Regions from separate parts of the Homo sapiens genome. Here regions 2 and 3 are each linked to region 1. A link is a loop called in an ENCODE intact Hi-C map of the cell type or tissue named here. Cell type or tissue: heart left ventricle. All regions are shown on one strand.

The links. A loop is a pair of places that touch in the nucleus more often than their neighbours do. Peaks named below come from ENCODE experiments on the same cell type or tissue, not always from the same donor. Only the 100,000 strongest peaks of a DNase experiment are listed, where the experiment ranks them.
Region 2: a loop joins it to region 1, with 5 times the contacts of the local background. A loop is called at or near these places in 21 of 110 quality-filtered maps.
Region 3: a loop joins it to region 1, with 5 times the contacts of the local background. A loop is called at or near these places in 9 of 110 quality-filtered maps.

The regions. Positions count from the first base shown.
Region 1 is chr6:46,987,727-46,995,726 of GRCh38, forward strand. No RefSeq gene overlaps it. Among named protein-coding and RNA genes, the nearest start is that of ADGRF1, 51 kb to the right of the region's middle. In heart left ventricle, a CTCF peak has its summit at 3,395; no DNase peak of the experiment used is centred here; H3K27ac peaks cover 1,011 bases.
Region 2 is chr6:46,415,696-46,423,695 of GRCh38, forward strand. The region is part of intron 2 of RCAN2 (regulator of calcineurin 2); the gene reads right to left. Among named protein-coding and RNA genes, the nearest start is that of RCAN2, 72 kb to the right of the region's middle. In heart left ventricle, a CTCF peak has its summit at 4,030 (motif pointing right); no DNase peak of the experiment used is centred here; H3K27ac peaks cover 3,403 bases.
Region 3 is chr6:46,701,532-46,709,531 of GRCh38, forward strand. It overlaps TDRD6 (tudor domain containing 6), which reads left to right. Exons shown (of 4, transcript NM_001010870.3): 4 at 327-2,788. The coding sequence ends at 356. It overlaps PLA2G7 (phospholipase A2 group VII), which reads right to left. Exons shown (of 12, transcript NM_005084.4): 9 at 7,796-7,887; 10 at 6,460-6,630; 11 at 3,622-3,770; 12 at 2,670-3,165. The coding sequence ends at 3,029. Among named protein-coding and RNA genes, the nearest start is that of TDRD6-AS1, 17 kb to the left of the region's middle. In heart left ventricle, a CTCF peak has its summit at 3,243 (motif pointing right); no DNase peak of the experiment used is centred here.

The DNA.
Region 1 (8,000 bases):
CTATATTTTTGTGCACATTAACTAACCTTTCTTCATCTGTCTTCCCCCTTCCCAATCTCTGGTAGCCATCATTCCTCTCCACCTCCATGAGATTAACTTTTTTATATATGAGTGAGAACATGCAATCTTTTTCTTTCTGTGCCTGGCATGTTTTGCTTGATATAATGTTCTATAGTTCCATCCATATCCCTGCAAATGGCAGAATTTCATTCTTCTGGATCATATAGTAGATTTATTTGAAATTTTTTGAGGAACTTCCATACTGTTTTCCAGAGTGGCTCTACTAATTTGTCTTCCTACCAACAGTGCACTGACATTCCCTTTTTTCAGCATCCTCACCAGTATTTGTTACTTGCTGTCTTTTTAATAATAGCCATTTTAACTAGGGTCCAATGATATCTCATTGTGGTATTGATTGCCATTTTCCTAATGATTGCTGATAATGAACAGTTTTTCATATGCCTGTTGGCCTTTTGTATGCTTCTTCTGTAAAATTGAGCAGGCATTGCCTAAGCCATCTGGATAAAATACCCTTAAAGGAATGTTTTGCCTGAAACATTCATGGCCCACTGACCATACTTTTACAAATTTGGGCTTATTTTTTCTTCTGAAAAAGAGGAAGTAAAAAGAAAATTACTGATTGCCTATCATATTACAGGCACCAAACAAGCTGCTTTAACTTTACCTCCATTTAGGTTTCCAAAGAACCCTGCAAGGTAAATGTCATCTTTCTCATTTTACAAATAAAAAGGAATAAGATGGCCTGTCCAAGGTGGTCAGTAACAGAATTGAGGTTTGAACTCTGTCTATTGTCCCCAAAGACTGTGTTTTCCTCTATGCACATTGCTTTTCAGTAGTAATGATGTTCTATAGAATTCATGTTTTATTATTAACATTAGTGTCATTAATGTAAATAACAGCCACCATTTGTTGAATGCTTACTAAATACCGGAATCCTAAGAACTTTCAGGCTTCTCTCATGTACTCTCAACAATAACTTTACAGATGAAGTAACCAAACTTTGGTAATGTAACCAAGTTAATATGGTTAGTAAGTGTTGGAAGCAGGCCTCAAACCCATTTCTTTCTTTTTAACAGTTCTATTACATTTTCCAGAATACTACCACCCAGCATTAATCACTTCTCTGCTCACATCATTACCAAGACTTTCTTGCTTACTGATGCTCACAGAAGTGTTGCTAATAGAAAATAAAATGGAAACAAGTTCTCACCCCCATCCCCTACTCTCCAGCTTCACAATTCTGCTGATCCTAACCTCCAGCCCTTGGTCTCTAACATTCCCTATCTCAGTGGTTCCCAAATTTGAGTGTGCACCAGAGTCACCAAAGAGCTTGCTAAAATAACAGGTCCCTGGGGCTCTGCTCTGGAGTTTCTAATTCAGAAGGTCTGGGGAGAAGTCCAAGAATTGGCATTTCCAATAAGTTCTAGGTGACACTGATGCTGCCCGCTGGGGATACTCCTGAGAACCATTCTCTGGTCTAAGAGAAAGCAGGCTATGAGAAATTCATATTGTTGCAGACTTTCATATGTAAACAATTATCAGCATAGATGATAGAAGTGATTCCACGAATGTGACTTTTTTATTTCACCCTTTTTAAATTAGTTGTTGGGGAAGGGGTGGCTGCATAACATTTCCCACAATGTGGTGAAGTAGAAGACAGATAGGGCTGGCTCTCCTGCCCAGACTACCTCAGGAAGAGAGAGTCACATTATCACCAGTGCCAGGCAAAGCTTTCATGCTGTGAAGAATTATCCTTGGCAGTGCCCAGCAGCATGTTGTCATGGAATTCAAAGCTGCCTTGCCCATCCGTGTTCAGGGATATGGCTGAGATCTAAGAACTAGGAAACCTTATCCACAAATCCAATGTGTCCCTTGGCAGCACATCACACTGAGGAACTCCTTTGCTCTGGTTTCGAACATCAGGTCAGAATTCCAAAGGGGCGTTGCCTCCCATTTGGTTGGCATAATGTAGCTGTTGGCAATGTTTTATCTACAATTTCTACCCAGCAAGATAAAGTCTTGCCAAACCCATTTGGGCTGCTATTCTTCAGTGATAAATTTCTCTTCTCCCAGCGTGATACTCATGAAGAGACCCAGAATTATAGAAAGTCAGAGATAGAAGAGACCTTTAAGCTTATCAGATGAATGTGGATCTGTGGTTTTACAGATGGGAAACTGAAATACAAGGAGACAACAGGAAGAAGCTAGACCCCAAGTCTCCCAAAGACTCCCTGTCCCACAGAAAAATCTCCCCATTCCCCCACAGGAGCCAATCAAGGAAATACAACTGGGCACATTTGGTTAAGATCAAGCCAGGTGAAATGTGGACCCCCTATGGGAGAATTCATGGTAATCAGTGAACTAGGGGGACTCTTCCCCATCACCTCTTTTAGTTCTTTTCTCCAGTCTCACCCCTCCTCCACTTTGCCCAGGTTAGCAGGAGACTCTCAGATAAAGGATATGGAAAAATTACCTCATGGCGTGGTGTTAAGAATGTTATTCTGTTAAAAGACAGCCCCAGTGTACAATTTCTCTCCAAAAGGGATACACATCTATGGATAAAATATAATCTGTTGCTGCTTCCTGAGGTGAGGTCAGTGGGGAGGCTTTCCGAACAAGGGAGGGGAGCTTGCTAAGGTGAGCCCACGCCACAGTGGTGAAGGCTGAGGAGTTAACTGCAAAGCAGCCCTGAGCGTTCCAGGCCAATCCCTGGGGACCTCGCAAATCTCTGTACTGCATTCAAGTCACTGTTTTATGTTTGTTTGTTTTATTTTGTTCCCTCCACCCTAAGACCTTGGGTACAAAGTGGAATCTGTAAACAGTTTTATGTAATTCATCCACGGAAGTGGGGCTCTAGGCTGACAAACCTATATAAAATTTTCCAGACTATTCCTTCCCAAAGTAAGAAATGAATCCAAAAAGCACAGAATATTTCTAATCTATTTTTCAAACCACATATTTGAATTAACTCTGTTTTGCCCAAGGTATCCAAGGTATAACCCATTGATACGACTCAAATAATAATAATAATAAACAAAAACACTGTTTTTCTAGCAGATAAAAATTCCGTGACACCCATGGCTACTTCCCGCTTTGCTTAAAGCAGTCTTCAGTGTTTACCAGCACACTTGGGCATAAATCCAGGAAACAGAGGCATTGTTTGCCATCAGGAAACAGAGCTATTACAGTTACAGATCCCTAATCTCCTTTATTATACAAACCAAAGCAGCAACAATGCAGATTGCCCTTAATTAGAGTGGTGAGATTAAAACGCCTTTTGCACCCTCAAATTCAAGAGTGAATTTCAGGTGTATTTAAGGTTTAAGGAAGTTGTCCAGGATTTATTTCTTGGTCTGGACTGCCCCCTGAAGTTTGATAAGGGTAAGTACAGTATAGGCCTACTGCCTTCTTATAAAATGCAGATTGTCTTTCCACAGAAGAACCACTTGAGGTTGTCGCAAGATGGCTAGGTATTGACAGAATGTATCTCAAAATAATAAGAGCTATTTATGACAAACCCACAGCCAATATCATACTGAATGGGCAAAAACTGGAAGCATTCCCTTTGAAAACCGGCACAAGACAAGGATGCCCTCTCTCACCCCTCCTATTCAACGTAGTATTGGAAATTCTGGCCAGGGCAATCAGGCAAGAGAAAAAAGTAAAATGTATTCAATTAGGAAAAGAGGAAGTCAAATTGTCCCTGTTTGCAGATGACATGATTGTATATTTAGAAAACCCCATCGTCTCAGCCAAAAATCTCCTTAAGCTGATAAGCAACTTCAGCAAAATCTCAGGATACAAAATCAATGTGCAAAAATCACAAGCATTCCTATACACCATTAACAGAAAACAGAGAGCCAAATCACGAGTGAACTCCCATTCACAATTGCTGCAAAGAGAATAAAATACCTAGGAATCCAACTTACAAGGGACGTGAAGGACCTCTTCAAGGAGAACTACAAACCACTGCTCAATGAAATAAAAGAGGACACAAACAACTGGAAGAGCATTCCATGCTAATGGATAGGAAGAATGAATATCGTGAAAATGGCCATACTGCCCAAGGTAATTTATAGATTCAATGCCATCCCCATCAAGCTACCAATGACTTTCTTCACAGAATTGGAAAAAACTTCTTTAAAGTTCATGTGGAACCAAAATGAGCCCACATTGCCGAGACAATCCTAAACAAAAAGAACAAAGCTGGAGGAATCATGCTACCTGACTTCAAACTGTACTACAAGGCTACAGTAACCAAAACAGCATGGTACTGGTACCAAAACAGATATATAGACCAATGGAACAGAACAGAGCCCTCAGAAATAACACCACACATCTACAACCATCTGATCTTTGACAAACCTGACAAAAACAAGCAATGGAGAAAGGATTCCCTATTTAATAAATGGTGCTGGGAAAACTGGCTAGCCATATGTGGAAAGTTGAAACTGGATCCCTTCCTTACACCTTATACAAAAATTAATTCAAGATGGATTAAAGACTTAAATGTTAGACCTAAAACCATAAAAACCCTAGAAGAAAACCTAGGCAATACCACTCAGGACATAGACATGGGCAAGGACTTCATGACTAAAACACCAAAAGCAATGGCAACAAAAGCCAAAATACACAAATGGGATCTAATTAAACTAAAGAGCTTCTGCACAGCAAAAGAAACTACCATCAGAGTGAACAGGCAGAATGGGAGAAAATTTTTGCAATCTACCCATCAGACAAAGGGCTAATATCCAGAATCTACAAATAACTCAAACAAATTTACAAGAAAAAACCAAACAACCTCATCCGTAAGTGGGCAAAGGATATGAACAGACACTTCTCAAAGGAAGACATTTATGCAGCCAACAGACACATGAAATCATCATCATTGGTCATCAGAGAAATGCAAATCAAAACCACAATGAGATACCATCTCACGCCAGTTAGAATGGCAATTATTAAAAAGTCAGGAAACAACAGATGCTGGAGAGGATGTGGAGAAATAGGAATGCTTTTATACTGTTGGTGGGAGTGTAAATTAGTTCAACCATTATGGAAGAGAGTGTGGCGATTCCTCAAGGATCTAGAACTAGAAATACCATTTGACCCAGCGATCCCATTACTGAGTATATACCCAAAGGTTTATAAATCATGCTACTATAAAGACACAAGCACGCTTATGTTTATTGCGGCACTATTCGCAATAGCAAAGACTTGGAATGAACCCAAATGTCTATCAATGATAGACTGGATTAAGACAATGTGGCACATATACACCATGGAATACTATGCAGCCACAAAAAAGGATGAATTCATGTCCTTTGCAGGGACGTGGATGAAGCTGGAAACCATCATTCTCAGCAAACTATCACAAGGACAGAAAACCAAACACTGCATGTTCTCACTCGTAGGTGGGAATTGAACAATGAGAACTGGGACATAGGGCGGGAACATCACACACTGGGGCCTGTCGGGGGGTGGGGGGTTGTGGGAGGGATAGCATTAGGAGAAATACCTAATGTGGATGAAGGGTTGATGGGTGAAGCAAACCAACATGGCACATGTATACATATGTAACAAACCTGCACGTCGTGCACATGTACCCTAGAACTTAAAGTATAATTTAAAAAAAAAGAACCACTTGGAAAGAAACAGAATGGGACTTTTACCAACATTTGCATTAGTCTGATAAACACTGAACTACAGAGTGACCCTCTGTCAGCCCCTTCATTTGTTCTGGAAGCGTAAGAGAAATGGAGAAAATTAATCTTTCTAAAATAATTCTTTACAGATCTGGAAGAGCTTATTCAATAGAGGGCTATGCAAAGTCTAAACATGAGTTCTAGGTGAAACTTCCTGACACTGGAATTTCTTACTCTGAGGTCCTATTATATCAGTACATCAATGATCTTCATGTTTCAAACTCAAATAGTCAAGTCAGGGGCCTCATCTTCCCTGACTCTCAGCCGTATTTAACCCAGTTGCTGTCTTTGAAAACCTTCTTGAAATGTTTCTCTGAGCTTCTAGGACATAACATTCTCCTGGTTTTCCTTCTACCTCACAAGGGTGTTCATTCTCACACCTCTTTACCGGATCCTCCTCCGCTCCTCTCCCTTTCTGTAAATGGTGGGGTACACCAAGGATCTCCTCACTTTTCCACCAGTCCCTGCTAGGTTATCTCCTCTGGTCCTATGGCTTTAAGCACCATCCCTATGCTGGTGACCCCAGGAATGTATCTCCAGCCCAGAAGTTCCCTTGAACAATGGGTTGGTATACCCAGTGACTCACTTAACATCCCAAATTGATGTCTCATAGGCATCTCAAAGACCTGAAGCAGCTGACTAATACCACATAAGAGTGGAGAGCACTGAGCCTCCAAGTTCAAGCAAATAAATCAAAGCGACTTCTAATTTTAGGATATCCTGAATGTTTCCTTCAATTTACACAACACACACAGGTGCGTGCACCATTTATTTATGTTTAATGAAAGTCATGTGAATATGATTTTAAGAGTCAAATAACTCTGTGATTCCCTGATTCTCAGAGACAAGTATTTTGAACTGATTTAGCTGGTTCTTTTGGTATTTTTCACTTATTTCTAAATAACATGATTATAATACTACTTCTTGGTTTCTCACTTTTATTGATTTACAAAAGCAAAGAATGAAGATTTATCAGGGGTGTCCAATCTTTTGGCTTCCCTGGGCCACACTGGAATAAGAAGAATTGTCTTGGGCCATACATAAGATACACTAACACTAACGATAGCTGATGAGCTAAAAAAAAAAAAATCACAAAATAAACTCACAATATTTTAAGAAAGTTTATGAATTTACGTTGGGCTACATTCAAAGCCGTCCTTGGCAGCATGCAACCTGTGGGCAGAGGGTTGAACAAGTTTGATTTAGATCTCTTTTGCCATCCACTCCCCCCACCAAAACACTCTCTAGTCTCCACCTTCTCAATATAGTTACATTGTTATTAGTTTGGTTATATCAAAATCATTTCACATTATTGAGATTGTTTATATTCTATTAATAGCTGAGCTAGGTTGTATGCTCTGTTTTTTTCTTTTCTGTACAGCTTTTTGTTTCTGTTAGATGTTGTATTTTCTTTTTACTTGCTTGAATATATGTGTTCTAATCAAAATTCATCCCCAAACTCTCCTTCTCCAGTAAGTAAACCTCTTCTAAATAACACTCAGATGCATTGTTTTTCTTTTTCTGAGCAATCTCTTCTGAAGATCCAGCCTGGATCTGCCCTGTAACTGCTGTCTGGGAAATTCCCTTTATCCCCATCAGAAAGGTTCTATTCCCTCTGCTTCCTTTTCTATTGCATCCTTTGTTTTGCTGGGGTCATGTCTTCATCCTTCTAGGTTTACTCCCATATATGGCATGGCATGGCATATTCCTCAACAATTTTGAGGAAAGGGAGCATTGGAGGGAAATTTATTGAAAACTTCCGTGCATAAAAATATCTTTATTCTTCTTCACATTTAGTTGCTTCTAGGTTGCAGTCATTTCTCCTCAACATTTTGACTGTATTCTTCATTGTTTTCTAGCCTATAATATTACTGTGGAAAGTTCTGATAATATTCTGATTTTTGACCCTTTGTATAAAATCTGTTTTTTTTTCCTCTCTGAAAGTGTTTAGATCTTCTTTTTGTCTCCTGTGATCTGAAATTTTGCAATGATGTGTCTAACTATGGTTTTACTTTCATCCATCCTACTGAGAATTTGATGGGAAATTTCAATAGAGAATCTCATGTTTCTTAGTGATAACATTTTTTTCTCCATTTATTTCTTTAATGCCCTTCCTTCTGCTTCTTTCCTCTTTTTTCTGCAAACTGTACTCAAGTTTTGAAACTCTTGGTTTTGTCCTCTAATCCTCTCTTTTCTATTTTACATCTATTTTTCTTTAATTCTACTTTCTAGATCATTTCCTAAACTTTATCTTCCAATCCTTCTATTGAAGCATTT
Region 2 (8,000 bases), 570 kb before region 1:
TTTTAAAAAAAAATTAATAAATAAACTAGGGTGATGCCCAGTCATAGAAGTTCAAAAAGATGAGCATGTGAAGGACAAAACAATGATTGTACATTTCAAAATAATGAATTTCATATACACTCGTTCCTCAATATCTGTGAGAGATTTGTTCCAGGATCTCCTATGAATACTAAAATCCATGGATACTTGAGTCTGTGATATAAAATGATGTAATATTTGCATATAACTACTAACAAACTCTTGGATCATTTAAATCAACTGTAGATTACTTATAATACTTAGTACAATGTAAATGCTATGTAAATTGTTGTTATGCTGTATTGTTTAGGTAATAACCGACAAGAAAAATGTCTGCATATGTTCAGTACAGACACAGTATTTTTTAATACTTTCAAATCACAATTGATTCAATCTATGGATTCAGAACCCATGGATACTGAGGGATAACTGTATATGAATTATCTCTCAATAAAGCTGTTATTTAATATGAATAAAGAATAAATCGATTAAGTAAGATTTTGTAAAAAATTAAGTGAGCTAAGGGCTAAGAAGAGGTCTTTGCAGTTGACCACTTAAGGCACCAATCACCTCTAAGCAAGCAATTCCAATAATGAAGGAATGGCAGAAATTCAATTATTGTAAGCAAAGAGTAAGAGGGTCAAAAGTGGAAGGATCTAGTATGGTACCTTCTTCCTCAATAAGTTTAACATCCTTTAAAGTTTCATTTTTAATATAAAAATAAACATTGTTATTGTAGAATATTGGAAAATAGATAGCTTTTTAAATAAGAACAAAATGAAAGTTGTCTGATTGCCTTTTTCTTTCTTTTCTTTTTTTCAGATAGTGTCTCGCTCTGTCACCCATGCTGGAGTATAGTGGCACAATCATGGCTCACTGCTCCCTCAACCTCCCAGGCTCAAGCAATCCTCCCACCTCAGCCTTCCGAGTGGCTAGGACTTGGGACTACAGACATGTACCACCATCCCCAGCTAATGTTTTTATTTTTTGTAGAGATGGGGTTTCATCATGTTGCCCAGGCTGGTCTCGAACTCCTGGGCTCAAGCGATCCGCCCACCTTGGCCTCCCAAAGGGCTGGGATTACAGGCATGAGCCACCGTGTCCTGCTCTGATTTTCTACCATACTGATAACAATGGTTAATGTTTTGATAGATATTCCAAAATTTTTTCTGTGCTTATTATAGAACTGAGATTATAAAAAACATTCAGTTTTATAATTTTTGTCCAAAAAATTCAATCTTACAGCATTTACCATTGCATAAATGTGCCATCATTTTAAACCATTCTCATATTGCTAGACTTTATTTCTTCCATACTTATTTTGCTATTTTCACTGTGATGAATATGTTTGTTCCTAAATCTTTGTCCAATATTGCTTTACTATTTCCTTCAAGTAAATGCATAGATGGAGAATACATGTGTCATAGATGGAAAATGCTATGTCAAAATTCATGGGCATTTTTATGACTCTTGCTGTATTGTCCAACAGCTTTTCAGAAAGGTACCAATTTACAATCCTTCATGAAGGATTCACTACATGTTCTCCCCTACTGAGTGTTAGCTTCATTCACTTCACATATTTGAGAGATAAAAATGATATCTCACTGTTGTTTGGATGTGCATATCTTACCTCAAAGAGCTCTCACGTAAGATTTATTCTTTAAGAGCTATAATTTGTTTCTAAGCCTCCTGATTAAAAAGTCAATAAAGAGAAACAAATTGATGAAGAAAGATTATGATAATGAACTCAGATTAAAATTTAGTTTTAAAAAACCAAGAAAGGGACATATCAATTTGGATAAAAAGCAGGACACTCTTCATTTATGATAACCAAGAACTGCAGGGAAAGAATCCCTCTATCATTCAGTTGCCATTACTCCTCTGGCCATTTTCTGAAGTCTGTTCCCCAAACAATACAGGAGCTGGGGTAAAACACTGATGTTCCAGTTTTCTCTAATTCCTTATATATAATCTTATCGACATAATCCAACATATTCAATTTCATTTGGGGGTAGTGTATTTCAGAGAAACGAACTAAAACGCTGTCTTAAGTATTTGTGTGACAGGTCTAATGCTACTACAATAAAAATAAAGCTGCCATTTCCTAAGAGCCAGGCACTGTGCCAGGTAATTTACACACACAATTAATTTTTGCAATACTTAATTGCAGAAGCTATTAGATCTATTTCACTGATGAGAAAACTGAGGCTTAGATTTGTTTATTTATTTTTACTGTGATAAGAGTCACACAGCTATTAAATGAATAATCTGAAACTTGAATCCAGCTGTCTGGTGCAAATGCCAATGTTCTCTCACAAATCCCACCTTTGTTTTGTACATCATTTGACATTAATCATATATGAGATTATTATCACTATCCTTATTTAAACTTCAAGAAAGGAAAATTATGATAATATAGTAATATAACATTATCTTAACAAAATATCTTATACTTTAGGTATCTAACGTCCATTATAAGGTCAGAGACAAACAACCTGAATTTTTAAAGCAAACACTTTAAAACTCTAAAGCCATCACTAAAAACTAAGTTATATAAATGTGCAAGTTAATCAATTAAAACGGAAATAATAAACACTTCAAATATTCCTCTCTGACCCTTCCAAAAATTCTTCCACTTCATTCAGCCCTCTAATCATTAAAGCTGCCACTTTTTCGCCATCCAGAATCAAAGTAACTTGCTCCACGTCCTCAATTCCTTACAAAATTTGGATTTCATATCCCACCCCTCCTTACAATCAGTGCCTTGTAACCACCCTTTAATGACTACGTGGATCTTTTTGTCATTCTCGTCTGACCAGTCTCAGTGTCCCCAGACCCACTGACCCACACCAGACACTCTACAGGTGGAACTAGTCATGTGCTAGGAGCCAGCTCCCATCCACTCTGGGGGAGTGGCTTAAATTTCCAGGAATTTTATCGGCTGATTGTTAAATATAATCATCTCTAAAATATGTGTGTGTGTATATATATATATATATATATATATATATATATATACAGTTGCAGGTAAATGGATTAAGACAGAAATAATAAATACTCAAAATTCAATGCTTCTTTAGAAAATAATGTGATTGGCCGGGCACAGTGGCTCATGACTGTAATCCCAGCACTTTGGGAAGCCGAGGTGGGCAGATCACAAGGTCAGGAGATCAAGACCATCCTGGCCAACATGGTGAAACCCCGTCTCTACTAAAAATATAAAAATTAGCTGGGCGTGGCGGCACACACCTGTAGTCCTAGCTACTTGGGAAGCGGAGGCTGCAGTGAGCCGAGATAGCAAAAAAAAGCCCAAAAGAAAAAAGAAAATAACATAATTTGGCTACAATCTGTGCTCTTCAGGCCGTGTGCATATATTGTAGGCATATGGTGAAAATACGACGTAATAGTGAGCTACAGTACATCTCTTCTCAACCCTACATTTAGTGATGCCATGTGGAAAGTTTGAAACCAGCCACAGCGGGAGCATTTACACCATGGAAGTCAGCAAATGCTACACATCAGGGCCTTTTAACCAATAAGCCAGTTGTAAAGCATTTAATAGTATACCACTAGATAAGGCCCAACAACCTTTTTTCAAACAGGCCTTCCAAGTGATTCTGATTCTGCTAGAGCTTGAGAACCACCGGTTTAGAAGGCCTAGTATGCTCTTCTCCCAATATTCCAACTTCTTCCTCATCCACACACAGAGTACCGGAGTTTGGAGCTTGCTTCACTTCAAAACCAATCTATCACAGCTTCAAACCACCTGATTTCATCCACGGAAGGTACATGTTAATATGAGAAAGATGACTTTCCCTGGGACCCTGTTTTAAATTTTTGCCCAAGATTTTATAAAAATAAATTGTTCTAAGCAGATTATTTGTTTATTTAATCTCAATTTAGTATTACTTCTATTTTTAAAATATAATAAAATTACAAAATATTTTTCCCCTGAAAATCATATCTCATGGAACCATGTCATCCAGACTCCATTTAGAAGTTGGCTGCTGAATAATGAAGACCAGCAGATGGCAGCAGGGACTCTTGGAAAGAAAGCCTCACGTCTTCAAACCATTTTGGCTGAGAAAGAACATAAATAAGTCAAGCACATTTCTAAATAGTTTGCTGGTTCATTTATTCTTCGTGTTGGCAAACTGCCTTTCAAAATTCAGTATAGATTATATTCTATGATTTCATAAAAACATTAACAACCAAAAAAGTCATGTAGTCTTTTTACCCAAATTGGTTCATGCCAGACAAGAGTAGACAGATCCTTTTCACTGTGTTGTCAGATTTAAAATTTCAAATTCTCGCAGACAAGACTTAAATTATTTTACTTCATTAATATTTTTAAGTATATTTAATATTATCCCTTCTACAACCAGTTTTCCTATGAAGTTAGGAGTTAAGACAGGCAGATAAACAGAGTACAGATTATAAGCCATACAACCCTCACATTAAAAAAAAAAACAAAACCTGAAAGACTAGAGCATTTAAACAAATGTTTTAGTTATCATCGTATCACTAAAATCCATGCAAGACAATTAAATTGAGTCTGATTTTAAGAATAATACAGACTACCGTGTGCAAGAGTCTTGGTTGCATCATTAAGGGGAGCTATTTGCAAGGAGTGGTTCTGTATCTATATAGCACTGACTGTTAAGAATCCATCAGGAATCTTCAGGCTCAAGAGCGGTTCAGCAACAGCAGTAATCACAGCATGAAGAAGTGATTCTCTGACTGCTGAGCAGGGTGTGGAATCAGCACTGGAAATATTGGCAAAACTGTCCTGTTATTTTTTATAATGTCATTTCAATGTCTTCTGATTAACTTTTTTTTTTTTTTTTTTGAGATGGTGTCTCACTCTGTCTCCCAGGCTGGAGTGCAATGGTGCAATCTCGGCTCACTGCAACCTCCCCTCCTGGGTTCAAGTGATTCTCCTGCCTCAGCCTCCCAAGTAGCTGGGATTACAGGTACCCACCATCAGGCCCGGCTACTTTTTTTTGTACTTTTAGTAGAGATGGGGTTTTATCATGTTGGCCAGGCTGGTCTCGAACTCTTGACCTCAGGTAATCTGCCCTCCTCGGCCCCCCAAACAGCTGGGATTACAGACATGAGCCACTGCACCCAGCCTGATCAACTATTTTTAACTGGGCACATAAAGATGCACAGACACTAGGCAGGAGTGAATCCATAATGTGTTTTTAACATCATTTATGAATCAGCACTGTGCTAGGCACTAAGGAGGCTGAGATGAACATGATGTCATCCCTGGTTACAGGAGCTCATAGACTACTGAATTCTAAATTTAGAGGATATTCAGTAAGTTCCAGTATTTATTTCACAAAGTTGTTTTGATAATGAAATGAGATAACATTTTTTAAAATTACTTCACAAACCATCCCAGCATTGAGCAAGTGCCAGTTTGCCATTATTTCTAAATAGATGAGTGACAGAATCAAACTGATATCCAAAAAAAGAGCAATGGGCAATGATGTACAAAACAGATTAAATGGGGAAAGTAAACTTAGGCAGATTAATCAGCTGGAGTCCACTGTAATAACCCAGACAGGAGGTGGCAGAGTATGAAGTGTCTGGGGCAGTGGGAACAACTGAATGAAAAAATGAAGAAAGCACGCAGATGACTTTGTGGCTGACAGCAGGACAACAGAGAGGAAAGAGACAAAAACGCCAAAAGGATGATTCAGAGAATAATGTAATAGGAAACTCAAGTGAGTGAAGTAATTTAGGGTGAAAGATAAAGAATTTGACTTTTGACATGTTAAATTTAAGATGACAGTGAAACATCAGAGTGAACAGAGCAGAAGGAAGTTGGGAGATGTCGCAACTCACAAACTCCTACTCAACTTTTAATACCCACTGCCAATGTCCTTTCTTCCAGGAAGTCTTTCCTTGATAGTCCTCAGAGGTCATTTACTCACTTCTCCAGGTTCCAAAAGCAGTTTGTTTAACATCCTAGTTTAGCATGTTATATTGGGTTGGCATTATCTAACTCTGTGTCTGTCACTTCAATGAGACTCCATTAGAACTCATTAAAAGTAGAGAAAGTCACTGATCTTTATATCCTTAGTACCAGCACAGTACATAATTCATAATAGGTACTCAATAAATGGCTAATGAATGATGAAAGTAACCAGCTGATAAAAATAAATAAATATCAAAACATAAACATCATCTGCTTAAAGGAGATAGAAAACTGTTAGTAAATATAATTTCCAAGGAAAATAATTATTTAGAAATAAGAAGTGAGCTACGTATAGGACCATAAGAATAGATGCCTTAGGGAGTGCTGCAGTTTGGTTTGTTTGACTCTTCCAAATCTCATTTGAAATCTGATCCCCAGTGTTGGAGGTGGGGCTTAATGGGAGGTGTTGGGGTCATGAGGGAGGATCCCTCACTAATAGATTAATATCCTCCCTGGGTGGTGGGGATGAGTGAGTTCTCACTGTTAGTTCCTGCGAGAGTTCTCCTGCCAGCTGGTTGTAAAAAAGAGCCTGGCACCTCCCCGGCCCAGCCCTCTCTGGCCTCCTTTCTAGCCTTGTGATCCCTGTATTCCTTCTTCTTCTGCCATGAGTGGAAGCAGCCTGAAGCCCTCACCAGAAGTGGATGCTGGCACCATGCTTCCTATACAGCCTGCAGAACAACAAATAAACCTCTTTTCTTTATCAATTATCCAACCTCAGGTATTCCTTTATAGTAACACAAATGGACTAAGACAGGGAGTAGAGAAGAAAGAGAAGCTAGTAAAAGAAAAAGAAAATAAGCCAAAGCCTCATAGAAAAGGGATGCTTTTAAAAACGAAGGAAGACATGTTCCAAACAGATTTAAAAAGCTACCAACATCAAAGTGAATGGAGATAAAGAACATACCATAGAATTTCAAAGCCAAATTTAGTTGAGAAAATTTAGGTCTATTCCACCAAGAACAAAAATAAGAGTAATGAGTAAATGTAGTTAATTTAGTGAAGAAGCCAAGGCTATGGGAACAATCCATTCTTGTTATTTATATGCTGTACAAAGGCTGCAGAAAACCAAGTTCAGGCTGGGTGCCTATCTCAAGGCAGAGAAGTTGAAAATATTAAGAGGATTAAGAAGCTAATTTTAAAACATGATGAATAACAGAAATGTTAGCACAGTACTACTGATGAGGAGGTGAAGAGAATAAACAAAGCTCTCAAGGGCATTTTTCACAAGGAGTAATGCTATGTCAAGATAACCAACTTCTTGTCAAGTATGCATTACTTTAGGACCAGACAGACTTATCTCAGACCATCCTCCTGTGACTGTCAGGCCAGAGGATCCAGAGGACCTTGGTTCCTGGGGAGGTCCAGGTGTTTCATTTGGGGTATCTAGTGCCTTGGTGAAGGAGTGGGTCTAAGCATTAGTATTAGACCATCTGGATTCCTAATTTTATTCCAGGAAGTCCTAGTATTTGTGGATTGTTTAGGTGATTCCAAGAATCAGCCTAAGAAAGGACTCTTAAGATAATTTGCCTTCTTATTTCCAAATGAGGAGACTGGGGTCCCAGGAGGCCAAGTGGCTTGTCTAAGATCACACTGTTGATTATAGCAGACCAGACCAAGTCTAAAACCCAGGACTCTAGATGGCCAATCCTATAGTGTTTGTATTTTACACTTTTCAATATTGTAGAGGATAGAACAAAGAAAAAAGCAAGAGAGAACAGAAAAGAGACAAGATGAGACCAAGCTATTTCTCCTCCTTCTTGAAGGTTGATTCTTATCCACAACTCTGGTGAGCTCTTTCCTCTTCCTTGGTATAATATGGACTTATTAGCTCGAGAATACTGACCCTTCCTCTCTGAAGTCAATACTCAGGGTTTCACCTTCGATAGACATTTTTTAAATCTACTTGTATAAATCATTAACCTGTTTCCTTATACATTTTGTAATTTAATTATGGGTACCTTATTATCTCATTGTTTTTATTGTGATCTGATTATCA
Region 3 (8,000 bases), 290 kb before region 1:
ATGTGAAAAATATATACTAATCAAAAAGGAAAAAGAACTAATTGATTATCAGCCTTGTTCACACCATTCTCTAGCAAAATATAAAATATGCCAATTTCATAATTTTTAGAGAAACTTGATTTGATGGTACAGTGTGAGAACCAAAATATTAATAAGAAAATAAAACATTGTTTCTATAGAAATAATGCCCTATAGTAATTAGAATACTCATCTGTCCCCTCTCCCTTTTAGAGAACATTACATTTGTCATGGTAACACCCATGGAAATAAATTTTTTTGTTTGTATGTTTCTTTCTCAGTTTGAAGTTTTTCTCTTTTTGTTTCAGAAAAGGGGTTTGGAGGTGATGGAGATTTAACCGTGGATCTATAGCTGTGGCCAATCAGTCAGAAGCTGCCCTTGAACAAGTGGCATCTTACGCAGACCAACAGAGTATTTGAGAAAATTGAAAACATGTAACCACAAGAAGTTGTCATTTTCAAAAACTTCTATATAGGTGGAAAACAAATTAGGTCTCAGGTTGATGGTGGGGTGTGTTTATAGTGATCCTGTTATATATACAGATCTGGGATCTTTCGTCTTTATTGTCTTACGTTTCTAATTAGTTGGGAGGATTTATTTTGCTAAACAGTTTACTAACACATTACATTTCAAAAACTATTTTGGTACCTTTCAAATACAGTGTTTAAATTAAAATAGAAAAATAAGGGCTCATGACAAGTACATTATTTGATTCTACTTAGGATAGCTTTTTAGCAGGATCTCCTTCAGAATTTTTGTCTTGACTTTGAATCTTTGCCTGTTTGTCTAAACATTTGACTAACATTCTGTTTGAATTTGGAAGTATTCTAATACAAGATTTGAATAAAGTTTATCCTTAAATAAAGTTTATCCTTAATATGATGGTCTCATTTTATTAAAAAGGAAATAGAACTCTTAAATATACTTGGTTCCATCTCTCCTCTGTAATGGAGGATTGGGGAAAGCATAGTAATATTAAATGTTAGCTCTTATGTATTAGTCACTTAGCTTATACTTTAAATGCATTTTTTCACTTTATTCATCAACTTTGAAGTGCATATCAATATTATCCATATTTTATAGGTGAGAAAATTGAAGCTTCATAAAGAGGTTAAATAACTTGCCTAAGGTCAGATAGCTGATGAGTCTCAGAGGCTTGATCAAACCCAGACCTACCTAACTTTGAAGCCCATGACTTTTTAAACATGATTTTGCAAAGCATAGATCTTAGCTTTTAGAAACAGATCTGAGCTATATGCTGCTTAACAGATATGTGACATGGGCAAATTATGTAATATTTTGAACTTTGATCTTCATCTGTAAAGTGGTGATAATAAAACCTTTCTTGCAGTGTTTTTTTAAGATGAGAAATAATTGATATAAAGTCCCTGAAAAGGAGTAGGCATTTGATAAATGTGTCTTTCTTTACCCTGAAAAATACTCAGTGTGCACTATGTTAGGTTATTTCTTTTTAACCTTAACTTATTAGATATTTTCAATAGTTATTTTCTCCTTTCAGCATCAGCATGCGCCACCAACAAAAGACTGTAAAAAACAAACAAACAAAAAAGTGTTGAATGGGACATCCATACAGTTGGAATGCTTATTTCTAAAATGAATAGGGAAAAGGTTTGCTAAATGAGACTGGGGTAAAGGTGTATCTCTGTGAAGCATTATCAGACTCTGAAGCCTAATGGAAATAGAATTATGAACCTTAAAAACCCATTATAATTTCCGTAAGTAGAAGGGAGAGAGGTTTGCATTAAAAGTAATTGAGGTAGATGAGTATATTACTTATTCCTGGAATAATGAATAGACAAGTTTGGCTTACTCATATAGATAATATAATGTGAATTGCCAGAAGCAAAGCTCAGAGAAGATGCATTAGGATCAGATTATAGGAAGCCTTCAATTTCAAGCTGAGTTTAACTCCCTATTTTAAAAAATTTAATCTGAATGGCTACAGAAGTAAAATTTCTCAGAATGAGTGACTTTGCACCTGACACCACTAAGATAGGACTAGGGTACCAAATGAGTGGTATAAATTTTTATGTCCCCTGGGAAATAAAATCATTTTCCATGATTCCCATATTTATAAGTATAAATTCTTAAGCTATATTTTTACCTCCATTTAATCGTGTTATTCTGTTTTACTACTACATATAGAATTGAAAACATTAAATAAAATTAACTGGAATATGAAGAAGCTAAATGTAATTCTGAATGTTTTATTATCCTTCACAGCCTTTGTGTGAGTAACTAATGTATTCTAACTGGAATCCCTGCTATATGCTGTAATACCTGTGGAACCTTTCTTTAGCAAGTAGAATGCCTTAAAGAATTAAAGAAAGTGTCAAAAAATTACCAATTTAATCCACTGCCTTTGCCTCATCTCTAATATTCTTAACCCTTCTCTACTCCTTTTAGTCATCATTTGAAATTGTGTAGTACCACCAATCCTGTGCTGAAACAATGGCTTTTGCTTGTTCTAATTTTTCTTACCGTGACCAAAAGTCAAAGAGAAGAGCTGCCAAATTCTACCTAGAATATCATGTTGCTATAATTAAACTCCACTGCCCATAGTAGATAATAAAAGGCAAGAAATTGTTTTTTACTCTATGTTTAGGGAGTCTTGTATCATTGCAACAGGTTTTCACTGGGATTTTGCCTGTTTTAATCTACTTGTCTGTCAAAGTAATGTAAAAACAGTTTTTAACTTCGACACTGAAAAGGAATCATCTTTAAAATTAAAATTTAGGCTGATATGAATATTGTATACTGTATTCTTTCTTTACATCTAAAGGGAAAAAATTCTTAGTCCAAGCTTCAATCACGATTACAGTATAGCCTACATTTTAAAATATGAGTCCTTTGGGAAAATACATTAAAATTCTCTCTCTCTCTCTCTCTCTCTCTCTCTCTCTCTCTCACACACACACACACACACACACACACACACATAATTTTAGACAGTTTTGAAACAAGACTTTTAAAAAACCTATTTTAATCCTAATTGTATTTCTCTATTCCTGAAGAGTTCTGTAACATGATGTGTTGATTGGTTGTGTTAATGTTGGTCCCTGGAATAAGATTCTCATCATCTCCTTCAATCAAGCAGTCCCACTGATCAAAATCTTTATGAAGTCCTATAAAATATAAAGTGTTAATCAACATATTAAACTTTTGAGAGCATTAAACAGTTTGGTGCCCCTAGGTGGCAATAAAGATTTACAAATTACACAAGTTCCGTTAGGATGGTAGAGACGATGTGCTCTGTATCAGCTGCCTCATGGCTGCTTTAGCAGCTGAATGCAAACGGGATAGGAGTGAGGCAACCTGCTGTCAGTATCCTCAACATGGAAGTCCACTCTAGGCTTCATACAAAGAATATTACCTTTAACAGTTGGATTTGCTTTCTATGATATAGAGGATGTAAAGCAGCAAAATTGACTTTCTCAAATTTCTGTTTTCAAATTGATATACTGCTTTGTTCCATTGTAAACCAACTGGAAATAGTTTAAATAGTACTAAAGCTGTATTAAGATAGACAGCTTTGTCCTGAGATTCATCTGGTTTAGGTCATGAAAAAAATAGTTTCTTACCTAAATGCTTTTGTAAGAATGCTAATGAAGCTTTGTTGCTAAGATCAATAGCTACATTTGAATCTATGTCTCCCTTTAATTTGAGCATGTGTCCAATTATTTTGCCAGTTGCAAAAGTGAAGTCAGCAAAATTCTGGTGGACTGAACCCCTAAAAGAGAACAAGACATTTAAAAGTCACATTGTTTGATAAAATTATTATTTTTTTAGTTAGAGTGTAAGAAAGGTACTGGTCTTGTTGGTCTGTTTACTGAAAACCAAAGAAGAAATAAAACTTGTAATTTGATCTACTTAGATGTGTTTCAAGGGTCACAGGCTGTTTGTTTAGGGATCCCAGAGTATATTCTTCTTCCCTCTAGAAATACAACTCAAAGAATCTTGTTCTTGCTTGGTATCTTGATTTTAGAAGAAATGATTCTTGCTTTTTAGTGAATTGGAATACTTCCAGTTTGAATACTGGAATGTGTTCTGTATTGAAGGGTCCCTGAACTCAGAGCCAGAGCCTGCTACCTGCCCTCACCACTGAACGTGGTATGTATTTGATGCTAGTCACTTTAAATTTAAATCACTTTAGATTTAAGCCTTAGAGGAAACAGATTTCAAACACCACTTTTCCCAGTATTAAACTGTAAGCACTTTATAAATATCATTTGCACTGCTCTGTAAATTCATCAATAGCCTAACGTCAAATAGAATGGCCTTTTTTAAGTCCTCGTTTTCTACCACCACTGGGACATTTGACACTTGATGGCCTTCTTGCACTTTTTTTCTTTACGTTTCCTTAACATTGCACCTTCCCTTCTGACGCTAACCACTCTATGTTCTTCACTGGCTCTTCACCCATTTCCCATTGGCTGAATGTAGGCATTCCTTAGGATTCTACTGGCAGACCAACTCTTTTCTCACTTTGCAATCTCTTCTACTTCAAATGTTTCATCTGTGTTATCATGTAAATTATGTAATCATCCAATGTGTGGCCAGACATCTGTGTACAGATTCCTCAGTTCTCAAGCTAAGAAATTGTGAAGTTAAAAGACATCTTCCCAGTCCTGCCCAAAGCTGCTCTGCCTCTTGACTCTGCTGGTTCTTATAAGCAACCCATCATTCTTTTAGTCATCTAAGCTCAAAACAGGGCCACTTAACTCCCTCTCACTCTTCCCCACATTGTAGTAGGAAACTTGAATGTCAGAAACATAAAGAAGATAAACAGCAGGAATACAAGAGAATTGCGAGCAGAAGCTTGGATGATCTGACTGTAGAGAACTGCCAGAGGAGAAGAAATGGAAGGAGTGGTATAAATGACAGGAGAAGCAGCAAAGAGGTGGGTCATAGTAGCCAAGGGAGCAGGAAGAGGGGTGGTCAGCAATGTTGAACAGATGCAGAGAGCAAGGTTGAGACTCTGAAGAGGCTGCTGGTGTGGCAGGCAGCAGGCCTTTAGTGTCTTTGTTTTGGCATGCCCGTGGGGGCCCAGGAAGCTAGACCACAAGAGTCAAAGAGTGAATAGAAGTAAGCACATGCAATGACTAATATTGGCTATTCTTTGAAGGTTTCTAGCAGAGAAGGGACAAAAGCAAAGGTGAGAGCTTAGTAAGGAAATAGGGTTGAGGGAAGGTTAGGTGTTCTGTATTATTTCCGTTTTAGAATTAGAAAGAGTTGCACATACACATAAGCTAAATGAAGTCCTTGCCTGAAATACCTAAACCCTTCCTTACTATCTAAACTCTCTTGATCTTACAAAATCCAATTTTAGTGTCATCTATGAATCCTTTTCTGTTGGAAGAGACCCCTCTATTCTCTGAGCCCATAGTGTTTATTGCCTATACTCCATATATTTCCTTCCTGCCTCTTCTCTTCTCCTAAATAAACCAGATTTCAGATAGGAAAGGGGTGAGTTCAGGTCCATCTTTGCTTTGTAATATCTCATCGAGAGTTCAAAACCTTATCAGGAGTTCTTTTTCACCTCCAGGATACAAGAATTGCCAACACGTCATGGTACCCCATTATAGCTTTGGGGAATTTATAAACTCATATTCTTTCTCAACAGGTTAGTATATTGCAGGTCTCAGTCGATAATCTGACTTTTTCTTTAAAGAGTTCCTACCCCAGCCTAATGATGGAATACTTCCCCCTAGCTCTACCCCCAAAAATCTGTAGGCATATTCTGGTGTTTAGATTGAAGTAGCATGTAGTATAATGCTAATTTTAATTACCAGTGATATAGTTTGGATCTGTGTCCCCACCAAATCACATGTCAAATTGGAATCCCCAGTGTCAGAGGCAGGGACTGGTGGGAGGTGATTGGATCATGGGAGCAGTTTCTCATGGTTTCACACCATCCCCCTTGGTGCTGTCATTGTGACAGTGAATTCTTGTGAGACCTGGTTATTTAAAAGTGTGTAGTACCTTCACCCATCCCTCTCTTCCTCCGGCTCTGGCCATGTGAAGTGCTCATGCCCCGGTTGCCTTCCACCATAATTGTAAGTTTCCTGAGGCCTCCCCAGAAGCCGAGCAGATGCCAGCATCATGCTTCCTGTACAGGCTGCAGAACTGTGAGCCAATGAAACCTCTTTTCTTTATAAATTACCCAGTCTCAGGTATTTCCATATAGCAATGCAAGAACAGACTAATATAACCAGTATATATACTATATACGTTAACATTCCCATTTTAAAAAGAGTAAGACTAAATGTACTTAGAAACTGAGATTATCTAATTCTCTCCTTATTGAAAGTCTAAACAACCAATTCAGCAATTCTTTAATAGTTACCAAATGATATCGATTGATATTTACCCAAGCTTCAAGTTTGTTTCACATAATGAAATAAGTCACTAATACTTACCTGATTGTAATCATCTTTCTTTCTTTATCAGGTGAGTAGCATTTTTTCATTTTTATGATATTAGCAGGATATTGGAAATATTCAGAGTTGATAAAAAAGAGGGGCTGAGGAATTCTGGAATATACTTCATCACCCAGTGGAAACATCCATGCATCCAGGGCAATACCACATCTGTAGATATTTGTTGACAATGATGAAATTAAACTGGTTACATACTAGCCAACATTGAGGACATCCTAATAATGCTAGGATTGGTGGACACGCACCATACCAGTTTATTATGGGTTATCTCATTGGAATAAAGAGGTATCATACTTCAATGTGGGAAAGGGATATGATTAACTTTGTAAAGTAGCAGACCTGGAATTTTATATAATCATTTTCTTTATATGCCTTTAGGAATTGCAACCATTTGAGTGATATATCCTTAAAACTTTTTATTCAAAATAAATTTTAGAATACATAATAATTTCTTCAACACTGTGGAGTATCTGAAAAAGTATAATAAATACACCTTTGTTTTCAGAGCTTTTATGCACCTTGTAGTGTATTTATTATAGCTTTATTAGAGTAACAATTGGGCCCATTACTTTATATTTAGAGGCACTTCAGCTGAAAAACTGTCTGAGGGTTGAAGAAAAACATATGGAGCATATCATTTGAAGATGAAACTAACTTCCTTTTTAAAAGTAAGTTTATCCTATGTTTCCTGATCTTTTGGTAAATGGATCAAAGAAGAGAATTCTTACACTGAAATGGACTTTTAAGAAATTTGAGGTGAAGTTTCAAAAATGATCCTGCCCACTCTCTGTACGGTTGGTTCTATGTGATCTCATCAGTCTGGAATGAAGGTTTAAGAAAGAAAATGTTCCTGCAAGCTAGAAAACTGGGGTCTTGTCCCAACTCTTACCCAAATAATTGTAATTTTAGATCCAGCTCCATCTTAAAGGTGGAAGGGGGAAAAACCTAATTAAAAAATGTCCTGCCCACTGGAGAAGTCTGGCAATACTGTTAAGATGACAATATTATTATCACAATCATTATGTCACAAAAAATTATATAAAGATAAATTTTTCAGTGAAAAGTGTTAACCCCTTGGGTAAACAAGAATAATGAGGGAAAACTTATGGGAGTAGGGGGAGATTTTAATAGCAGGAGAGGTAGATGTTTTAGCCTAGGAAAATGTATATAGAGTATTTTATGGGGGCAAAAGAATAGCCTTATAAACTCCAAGAGATCCCTTCTTCACTAAGAATTTGAATAAAAAATTATATCTCACAATATAATTTCTTCCAATAATTTACTATTCTCTTGCTTTACTATCTTATTTTCTTACCTGAATCTCTGATCTTCACTAAGAGTCTGAATAACCGTTGCTCCACCAAAAGAATGTCCAATTACTGCTATTTTTTCCCTATCAATAGAGTCCTATTTGAAAAAGCATGATATAAATTTATAGCTATTTCGTGGTGTTAGAAGAAATGATTTTGTCAATCATATAATTGTTCATTTCATGGGGATGGTTAAATACATTGATTTCT